Linked DNA regions of Mus musculus: all the other regions are linked to region 3. A link is a contact called in ENCODE POLR2A ChIA-PET data. All regions are on one chromosome and are shown on one strand. The core of a region is the stretch at or near the end of the contact, and the rest is flanking DNA. Distances in the headings are between cores, read along the strand shown. Region 1 holds the start of Stra6 (stimulated by retinoic acid gene 6). Region 2 has its middle 23 kb from the start of Stoml1. Region 3 holds the start of Islr2 (immunoglobulin superfamily containing leucine-rich repeat 2).

Region 1 (3,145 bases), core at 519-3,018, 68 kb before region 3:
GGGATCTTGGGCTTTATGGGAGCAGATTTGGTGCAGGAAGGTGGGGTAGTGACCATACCTGGCCTTGGTAAGGGGCTATCTACATGGGTTCACCTTTGAGTGGACAGAGGTTCCTTCTGGTAGCCTGATAGGGTCCCTTCCTCCCTCCCTTCAGGATTAGGCTGCATATAGCTGGCTCTGCATTGCCCATCTCTCCTTTCCTCCCCTCACTGTATTTTCTCTTCAGCTCTGATGGTTCGTGGTGAACTGTCTCTTTCTACCTCCCTACATGTTAAATCTCAAGGACATCAGTAGGTGACATCAGTAGGTAAGACACAACTATCACATAAGATATTTGGAATGAATGAATGAATGAACAAGGCTTGGGAGGTGGCAGGGAATCCCTCTAAGGCAGAACAAAGTTGACAGGTAGAGGTATCTAACGATTGTCTTGTTCAGGCAATGGCCATAGTCTAGGACTGAGCTCTTTGTTAACAGTATCATGAGAGGCAGGGCTGAGATATGGATTGATTGCTCTCTATGCTGAGTGTCTGTGACCCTTGAGAGGTGAAGGGTATGCTAGGCTCTGGCATTGGAGCAGAGAGCTCCAGCAAGCCTGGCACGTAGCAGCCTTATGACATAGGACCATGAGTGAAGAAGAAGCACTAAAACAAGAAGTGGTTTTGCCAGACTGGATCTAAAATCTCTGTGATCTCGGAGCCAGGCACTGTCCTAAGGGAAAGAAAGAGAGCAGGGAAGGTAGATCCCTGTCCCCAGAGAGCCTGAGGGGCAGGATTTGCCTGACCCCTGATATCAGACAGTTCAGCGTAGGTTTCTGAGTTGTATCCGAGAAAGCTCCATCTTCACAATTCCTCTGTGGGATGGGGAGAAAGGCAGAGCCTTCTTCCTGGAAGATAGGATGTTTGGGAAGGAGGCAGCAAGGGTTCACAGGACTCAGGCCCCACCTGGCCTCATGGGCCTGGCTGCCAGCTGCAGGGGCCTGTGAGACTGAGGTTCTGTCCACTCTGAACGTTCACCCCGGAGCTTCCTTCTACAGTGAACAAGCAAGCTCCTCTCTGCTATCTGGGCCTGGGGACCAGCTGGTGTCCTTTGGAGCTCCACCCAAAGGTGACTTTCCTCAGGAATTCTCCTTCCTCCCACTGCTCTTTTGCAAACACAGTTCCCAATGGGACTGGTCAGGACAATCTTCCCCCTGCAAATCCCAGGCTCTGGAGGCTATATATGTTGGTAGGCTAGACCTCTGAACTGTGCTTTCTCTAGTCTCAGCATCCAGAGCAGTCCTAGAACATAGTAGGTGGTCAGTAAGCTTCTGTTGAAAGAATAAATGAATGAGTGTGTTTTTATAAGGAAGAGGGGGCTGTCAGATGGCTCTGTGGGTAAAGGTGTTTGCCACCGGGGACCAGTGACCAGTATTCTGTCCTCCCCAGAACCCACATGATGGAGAGAGGGGGTCAATTGCTATAAGCTGTCTTCTGCCATGGCATGTGTTGATCCCCCCTCCCCAACTACCCACCCACAAAATAAATAAATGCAATAAAAATGCTTTTAAAGCTTATCTGTACAAGACCGTGGCCCAAATCCCCTGCGGAGTACTGAAGGATTGAGAGCCTCAGAATGTCAGGTCTGAGCTGAGAACAGCTCTCTGCTTTGTCTGCCTCTTGCTCCTCCCCACAGGCTGGGCCAGGGAAGGGAGGGGGCAGCCAGGGGTCCAGCTCCTCTGGGAGGATAGGAAAACCCTCACCCCTTCACCGGGGCTGGAACAAGAACAGCGGCAGGCAGGCGAAGTTCATCTTCTCCCAGGTCTGGTTTGAGTTTGAAGGACTCATTTCCGCCTGTGGGGGTGAGTTATCTTCTTGTGAAATCAAGTCGTAAGAACAAAAAGGTTTTACTAGTGTAACACGTGTGCTCTCCCTCATATATACTCAGGAGACCATGTGGATAGGTTCCCTCCCTGTCTCTGTAGCCAGCCCCAGTAGGGTGTTGCCCTAAGATGCCACGATGCTGGGTTCTGAAGAGGGGCTATGCTTAGGCAGGAGAGCTTGGGGCAGGTGCTAGGAGGTAGGCATGTGCACGGTCAGCAGCCATCCATCTTCGGGGTCTCATCAAGAATTATGGTGTGTTCCCAGCAGTGAGGCTGAAGAGGTAAAGGGGCTGACTAAAGGCAAATGAGACTGGGGGATGGTCTCAAGGGAGCCTTGGTGAAGAGGGGAGGGCTTGGGCTGGACCCCAGAGCAGGAGGGGTGGAGAGACCAGCTGCAGGACAGACCAAGTGGAGCCAGCCACAGCCCGCCCGCCCACCCTTTCATCTCTGCGGCTCCTTCCTCCTTGGTCCCCCTTTCTACTCTGTCTGTGGGTCCATCTGGGTGGGCTTGGGGCGGGGAAGGAAGGGGTCTCTGCGGGCAGTTTGCACAAGAGAGATCTTTGAAAGTGGACCAGCTGGTAACAGGTCATTTGGTCCACTAGGCGCTCCCAGCAAGAGCCTGAACCCCCAGGGGTGCAGAACACTCTGTCAGACCACACGATTGGGTAGGGAAGTTCAAGAGAAGACTCCTGTCTGCCCCCACGCAATCCCCCCCCCCAATCCCTCCTCCAGCTCTCTCCTGACCTGCAGTCCCAGACGACTTTTCCCAGAGAGCTAAAAGCAAGAAAGTAACCTTTAGGATTAACAAGAAATGTTCCTTTGTTTCTTCTTCTTCTTTTTTTTTTTTTTCCTTTTAAGCCTCTTTTCACATTTGTATGCCCCTCCCCCCTCTTGTCTGGGGTCAAGGAAGAAGAGCTGGAGCATGGAGTCCCAGGCATCTGAGAATGGAAGCCAGACCTCCTCCGGGGTGACAGATGACTACAGCAGCTGGTACATCGAGGAACCTCTAGGAGCTGAGGAGGTGCAGCCAGAGGGGTAAGTGTGGCAATTGGCTCAGGCAGCCGTCAGAGCCGGTTTATGGTAGAGAGGTTGCCAAGATGGAGGCAGCGAGACCCTGGGCGAGTGTCTAAGATTGGCTTTGCCATTTATCTGCTGTGTGACCTCTCAGCGACTCACAGCCTCTCTGGGCCTCAGACTTTCTATAAAACCTGGGGACAACAGTTCTTGAACTATTATTAAGAAGGGCTTGAGGCCATGTGGTCCATAGCCAGCCAGGATGGGGAG
Region 2 (2,889 bases), core at 78-2,577, 73 kb after region 3:
GAGAAGCCGGATTGTCTTAGGTTAAGGAGAAATGCCGGAACTGATATTTGACCCTGGTTGGTGGGGCCAAGCCCTTAAGACCTTGAAGCTGAGCCGGGTGGTGGTGGCGCACGCCTTTAATCCCAGCACTTGGGAGGCAGAGACAGGTGATTTCTGAGTTCGAGGCCAGCCTGGTCTACAGAGGGAGTTCCCGGACAGCCAGGGCTACACAGAGAAATCTTGTCTCAAAAAACAAAAACAAAACAAAAGGCCTTGAAGCTGAAAGCCTTCTCCAGGTAGTTATCATTAGAATGGAACTGAGCTTCAGGGTGAGCTGTCCAAGAATCAGAAGATCGCTTGTTGGAAGTGAGAGTGTTCATTTGGCCTGTGCAGTCATTTCTAATGCCTAGCCCGGAGCTGCAAAGACACCTTCACAGCTCCCTCAGGCTGCCCCTTTAAGGTGACCACAGTCTCTCTCCTACTCCTAGTCCCTGAGAACAACTCACCCTCGTCAGTGAATCAGTTCTTTCACCCCACTGGTATATAAATAGATTCCTGTCCATAGTGTTCTTTGATACAATTTCACTCAGCATTTTCTCAGGAGGCCCACCCACCAAAGCTGAGTTCATTCTTCATTGTTGAGTAGCAAGCAGTCTTGGATGTGAACGAACCAGTGTGCTTACCTACTTACATTTGGGAAAATATCCAAGTATTTTATTTATTGGGGGCTATTACAAATAAAGCTGCTGTGAACATTGTGTCCAGGTCCTACTGGGGAAATAAATGTCATTTTCTCTGGGATAAATGTGAGACACTGGAACTGCTGGGCCTTCTGGTAAATCCGTTTTTAGTTTTAAAAAGAACCGGTTGTTTTGAAACTTGAGTCAAATGGAAGTATGACTAGAAAGAGGAGAGGGGGCGTGACTAAGGACTGTCACGCACTGGAACAGTGCAGTGCATGGGGGGATGGGGGGGGTGGTGGCAGCCAGCCACTCCAGAGGAAGCAAGTGTGACTCAAGCTGCTGAGAAGTGAAAAAAATCCTCAAGACACTGTTAGCTAGGGACATTGCCTCAGAGGGTATCAGGAGTCAGGCAGAGGACATGCGTGTGGGTGGAAAACCCTTTGATTATTTGCATATGTGAAAAGTCATTCTGAGTCTGTTGAGAGCCACAGGAGAGCTGTCAGTTACATCGTAACAGGAAGGTTACTTTGTAGCAGGAAGAGGCAGGATTTACTAAAGCGGTCAGAGTTGAGGTCAGAGGCAAGTTAGAAACGGAATTCCAGTGGCAAGCTCTTCCTGAGAAAGACAAGACCAGCTGTTCTCCTGGGCAGAAAATGTGGGGGTGAAGCAAGACTGTGCCCTTCCTGGCTATGCAGGAGAAAGGCTGGGAGACAGGGAGCACCACTTGGCAGGAGCACACATACCCTGCAGCTCCTGCCTGCTTGTGCATCGGAAGCACACTGGTTCCCTAGAATAGCTGCCAAAACTGTGTGTTACCTGGCCCCAGGGCTGCTGCAGACGAGGCAGGAACCAAGACTCTGCTCTCCAGGCAAAGAAGAAAATTTTGACACCTTTGCCCTGTAGGTGAGACAGGAACTCTGTCTCAGGCACAGAAACACTGTTGGGAATCCCACCTTCTAAGACCAAAAACATAGGCTCTTAGGAAGCTGGGCCGGAAGAAGCCAGCAGCACCCAGAAGCACCCTACTGGCTCCAAACACAGTGACCCACATCCACACCCAGCTTCTACAAGGCTTGCACAAGTGAGTAACTGTAACCACACTTACCACTAGTGGGAGAGCAAGAGGAGAATGTGGCACAAATTAACCTCAGACTTGGGGCAGAAGGGTTGGAAGTTTGAAGTCAGTTTGGGTTGTTTTGAAAGATAAAGTTGCCGGGTGTGGTGGCACACGCCTTTAATCCCAGCACTCGGGAGGCAGAGGCAGGCGGATTTCTGAGTTCGAGGCCAGCCTGGTCTACAAAGTGAATTCCAGGACAGCCAGGACTATACAGAGAAACCCTGTCTCAAAAAAACAAAAACAAAAACAAAACAAAACAAAAAGAAGAAAGAAAGCTAAAGTTATATAAACAAGAGCCAAAGGGAAAGCAGTCCAAAGGCAGTGAGAAGTAGACTTTGGAGTGACCTGGAGGGCAGAAGTTCAAGGGGTGAGCTCGTCAAAGGAGACAACAGTTCCCAAGGTATGTGCACGGGAGAACAGTGTCTCAGGAAACAGACAGTTAAAACCATGGAGCTGAGAGACAGAAGGGAGAGTCCCCTCTCCGCACAGTAAAAAGCAAGTGCGCAAAATTGGAGTGGTTATGGGTCATTGGGTAACTTGAAGAGCACTAACCAATTTAATCTGATGATAATTTATCCGTGAGACTTTCCACCCAACAACAGCAAAACCCACATTCTTTCCAAGTGAATTGTAGTCTTCACTCAGACCACATTCTGAGCCATAAATCAAACCTTGGTGAATTAAAAATAATTGGAATCATTTGAAATATATTCTATCATGATAACTAAGCTATAAATCAGTCACAGAAAAATATCTGGGAAGCTCCCAAGGATTTGGAAATCAAACAACAGGCCTCTAAAATAACTTATGGTTCTAAGAAGAAATTAGGAGAGAATATTAGAAATATTTTAATTAAGTGAGAATAATAATACAATTTGTCAAAATGTGCAGAGCACAATTTAAAGCCATGTTTAAGAAAAATATTTTCAAAATAGAGAACATGGGATGCTGGAGAGATGACCTTGGTGTGGTTCTCAGCATCCACATGGCAGCTCCCAACCATCTTTGATTATAGTTCTAGAGAATCTGATACCCTCTTCCAGCCTTCTCTGGCACTGCACACACACAGTGCATAGACATTACATTCAGGCAAGAAATCCATACACTTAA
Region 3 (3,092 bases), core at 381-2,880:
AACCAGCCACACTCAGAGACATAGGTGCCACACTGCCCTACTCTGAGACCGAACCCCTAGCCGATGCAACATGGAGAACTTGTGAGGTGTGGTGTGGGGGATCTAGGCAGCCTCCACCCACTTTGCCTTCTCACCTCCCTGCCCTGGGCTGCAGCTCCCCTCAGGAAGTCACAACTGCTCAACCATGCTTTCCTCTGAGAAGAAAATCCTACCCCCTGACTAGAGCAGGCATGTTGTGGAAACAGTCAATAAAGCTTCCTCTTTGGATTCACAGAGCCCAGGCGAATCCCTCTGCCCACAGGTTTTTAGGGAACAGTCTCTAGCTAATAAGCCTGGAGACAGTCCAAGGTTCTATACTTCCCTCTAGAGCCTTAAGACGCCTGAGTGCATCCCCTGTCTCTAGACATACAAATATATTAACACAGACTCCCTGCCCCAACTTGAGGGTCCTGTCAGTCTTGGAAGACCCTCTCCTACACCCTGTCTCTGAGATTAGCGGGTCCCTTCTTGCTTTTGCTCCTAAAGGAGGCACCTCCCTTCCCTGTTCCTCCCAGACAGCCACCCAACCCTGACTAGGCTGGATCGACCCTGTGGACTGAGGTTGTGGGGCCCTTCCACTGCTTACCTGCTGCTCTCTGACTTGCAGTGTGATGCTGTGGGGCTGCGAGCCGGTCTCCAGACTCAGGTGACAGTCTAAGGGAGCTTCTGGCATCTGTTGCTGTGGCGGTGGGGAGAAAGGGGGAGTGCATTGAAAGAACTCCCCTTGGCCCCAAAGTCCTACTTCAATTTTTTTCTTTCCTTATCTGTTCGCCCTACTTCTCCAGGATTGCAGGTTTGAGAGCGGTCGCGCGCCCCCGTGCTCGGCGGGAACGCGCACAGTCTCCCACCTCGTGCTGCGTTTACATTTGTTAAAGCCATAGAGATCCTCTACTCACCTCAGGCTGAGACCTGTCGGTCTCAAGGGGCTCCATACGCCCATAGCCCAAGGCTCCGCCCTTTCCAGCCCACCGTACCCCTAGCACCCATTTTCTACTTCTCCCCACATTTACACATTCGATGACATTGTCACTATTCCTCCTTATGTCTCCAAACCCCTCCCCAACACACACACACACACACACACACACACACACACATCTTCACATGACTTTCACAGGTTAGAACTACTCGTCAACATGTAATAATCGCGTCAACGCGCTAAGTTCTCCCTACTTTCACACACATTTTCACAAGCACACCTTCACTCAAACACTCACCGTTCTCTTTTGCGCGCACACAAATATCCACGCTCACTCACCCTCACGCGCCCGTCCCGCCAGCGCCCGCGAGCTTCGCTTCTAATTGAATGCGAGCCGTTCTACGCCCCGCAACACGTGAGACAAACCATCTTTGAGGAATTTGGGAGAAAGAAAAGCATAGGACTGGAGGGGCGTGTCTTTGCCTTTAAACACTTTTTTCCCCCCTCTCCAAAGCAAGCAGTGGCGCAGAAAGACCTCCAGTGGGACCTGCTGAACTGCGCTGCCTGGCTCTCCCGGACCCTTTTCCTCCTGCCGCCTGCTAGCCTCCCCCTCCCCGAAGCTTCGTTCAACACGATGCATAATTGATAGTGTTAGCAGAACGCCTCACCCTCTCTGTCATATTTTGCCTGGATCTGGGCAGATACAAATCCTGGTTCCCCTCCACCCCCAATCACCGCCAGACTAATTCGCCAGATTAGTAGGCGCAGCCCTGCAGGGTGCGCGGAGAGGAGACGCCCACCTCCCCAGCCCATCGCAGACCCTGCTCAGCCTCTTGAGCCTGAACTCCACGCTCAGGTCTTTTGTGGCAAAACCAGCGCGTGCACTCCACTGCCCGTGGGCTACCTAGTGCTCACAGTGGAGTGGGTGTCTTCTGAGCTCCTAAAACATTAGGTTGAACTCACCCAAGTGTCTCACTCTGCCCTTGCTTGCTGCGGGCTAACAGGACACCAAGGTTGCCCACTAATAGTGGCTACAGGGACCAGGATAGTTACAAAAACCGTTTGCTCCTCTTGAGTGCTGTGGACTAGGGACTTACAACCCCTGAGCATTTCCTGCACCACCACCCCGCTCCTCAGTATCCTCTCAGCATCTCTAGCAAGCTGGCCATCAACCCCTGCATGCTCGCACCCCCCCCACACACACACACACTGTGAAAGCCTAGGCAGCAGCCACCGCCCTGCCATCTCACACCCTCATGTAACAGCTGGCCTCAGCAGACTCGGGACTCGCTGTTCTCTTTGGCAAACCCTGGACATTTCTTTTAGCGATGAGCAGGAGAATTTCAAGGGATGTCTAGGGATTTGACTAAAATGCATCATCTCACTCCCCCGCCTATGGCATCCCAGGAGACAGAGCTGCTAGCCAGAACTGGTAAGGGGGCATAGATTTTGAGAGATGTGTAGAGAGTCCCCTCCTTCTCTTTCATATACACTGTAATACTGGGGTGCTGGGGTCTCCCAGCCCTCATCAGAGTCAGTCTTCTGTCTTGGTTGGATGGCAGTGTGTTTGGGGCCTCTGCAGAGATCAATACCCCGATTTGAGTGTTAAGCATTTTAATGAGCTAGGGAGGGGGGCGCAGAGAGATGCAGGAAGAACGCTGCATCTAAAGGGACCACCCGGCAGGGTTTCTGAGGCTCCTTTGTAAATTAAATATGAACACACTGGTGTGTGCTCACTTTGGTCCCTCCCTCTTTCCTACTCCTGGCTACGGGCTGATGGGACCCCCACAAACTCAGCCAAGTTCGGAATCTAGAACTTCACACCTGCTCGGGCCTGGAAACCCCACAGACCGAACCAGGAGAGGGTGCTTGAGCGATCCAGGGAAGATGTCTTTGAGAAGGGAGAGGAGATGAGAACTCTGACTCCTCCCTGCCTGGAATCCTGTACGTCTGAGGCCGTCCAGCACAAGGCTCTAACCTGGGACAAGGCCTCAGAGATTTGGAATAGCCGCCCGATACCGACTTCTTTGTCTGCAAAGTAAGAGGAATGTCTGTCGTATTGTTCATGTTCTAGCAACCTTGAGGGGGTGGGGGGTGCCTCGCACCAGAAGAGGGTGTGGCAGCAGAGGGACGT

What was found. ChIA-PET counts read pairs that join two places held with the same protein, here RNA polymerase II (POLR2A).
Region 1: POLR2A ChIA-PET joins it to region 3 with 26 read pairs in Patski. The contact joins the promoter of Stra6 here to the promoter of Islr2 in region 3. POLR2A ChIA-PET finds 5 or more read pairs at or near these places in 2 of 5 experiments (Patski and embryonic stem cell).
Region 2: POLR2A ChIA-PET joins it to region 3 with 15 read pairs in embryonic stem cell. The contact joins the enhancer-like site here to the promoter of Islr2 in region 3. POLR2A ChIA-PET finds 5 or more read pairs at or near these places in 4 of 5 experiments (Patski and embryonic stem cell).

The regions. Positions count from the first base shown.
Region 1 is chr9:58,132,307-58,135,451 of GRCm38, forward strand. It overlaps Stra6 (stimulated by retinoic acid gene 6), which reads left to right and starts at 1,769. Exons shown (of 19, transcript NM_001162476.1): 1 at 1,769-2,142; 2 at 2,768-2,896. The coding sequence starts at 2,784.
Region 2 is chr9:58,274,289-58,277,177 of GRCm38, forward strand. No RefSeq gene overlaps it. Among named protein-coding and RNA genes, the nearest start is that of Stoml1, 23 kb to the left of the region's middle. Within about 2 kb of position 1,328, at least 1 of the 3 ENCODE cell types and tissues checked has a DNase peak (open chromatin) inside an H3K27ac peak, as active enhancers do.
Region 3 is chr9:58,200,655-58,203,746 of GRCm38, forward strand. It overlaps Islr2 (immunoglobulin superfamily containing leucine-rich repeat 2), which reads right to left and starts at 1,631. Exons shown (of 3, transcript NM_177193.5): 1 at 1,298-1,631; 2 at 626-718. It also overlaps the pseudogene 1600029O15Rik.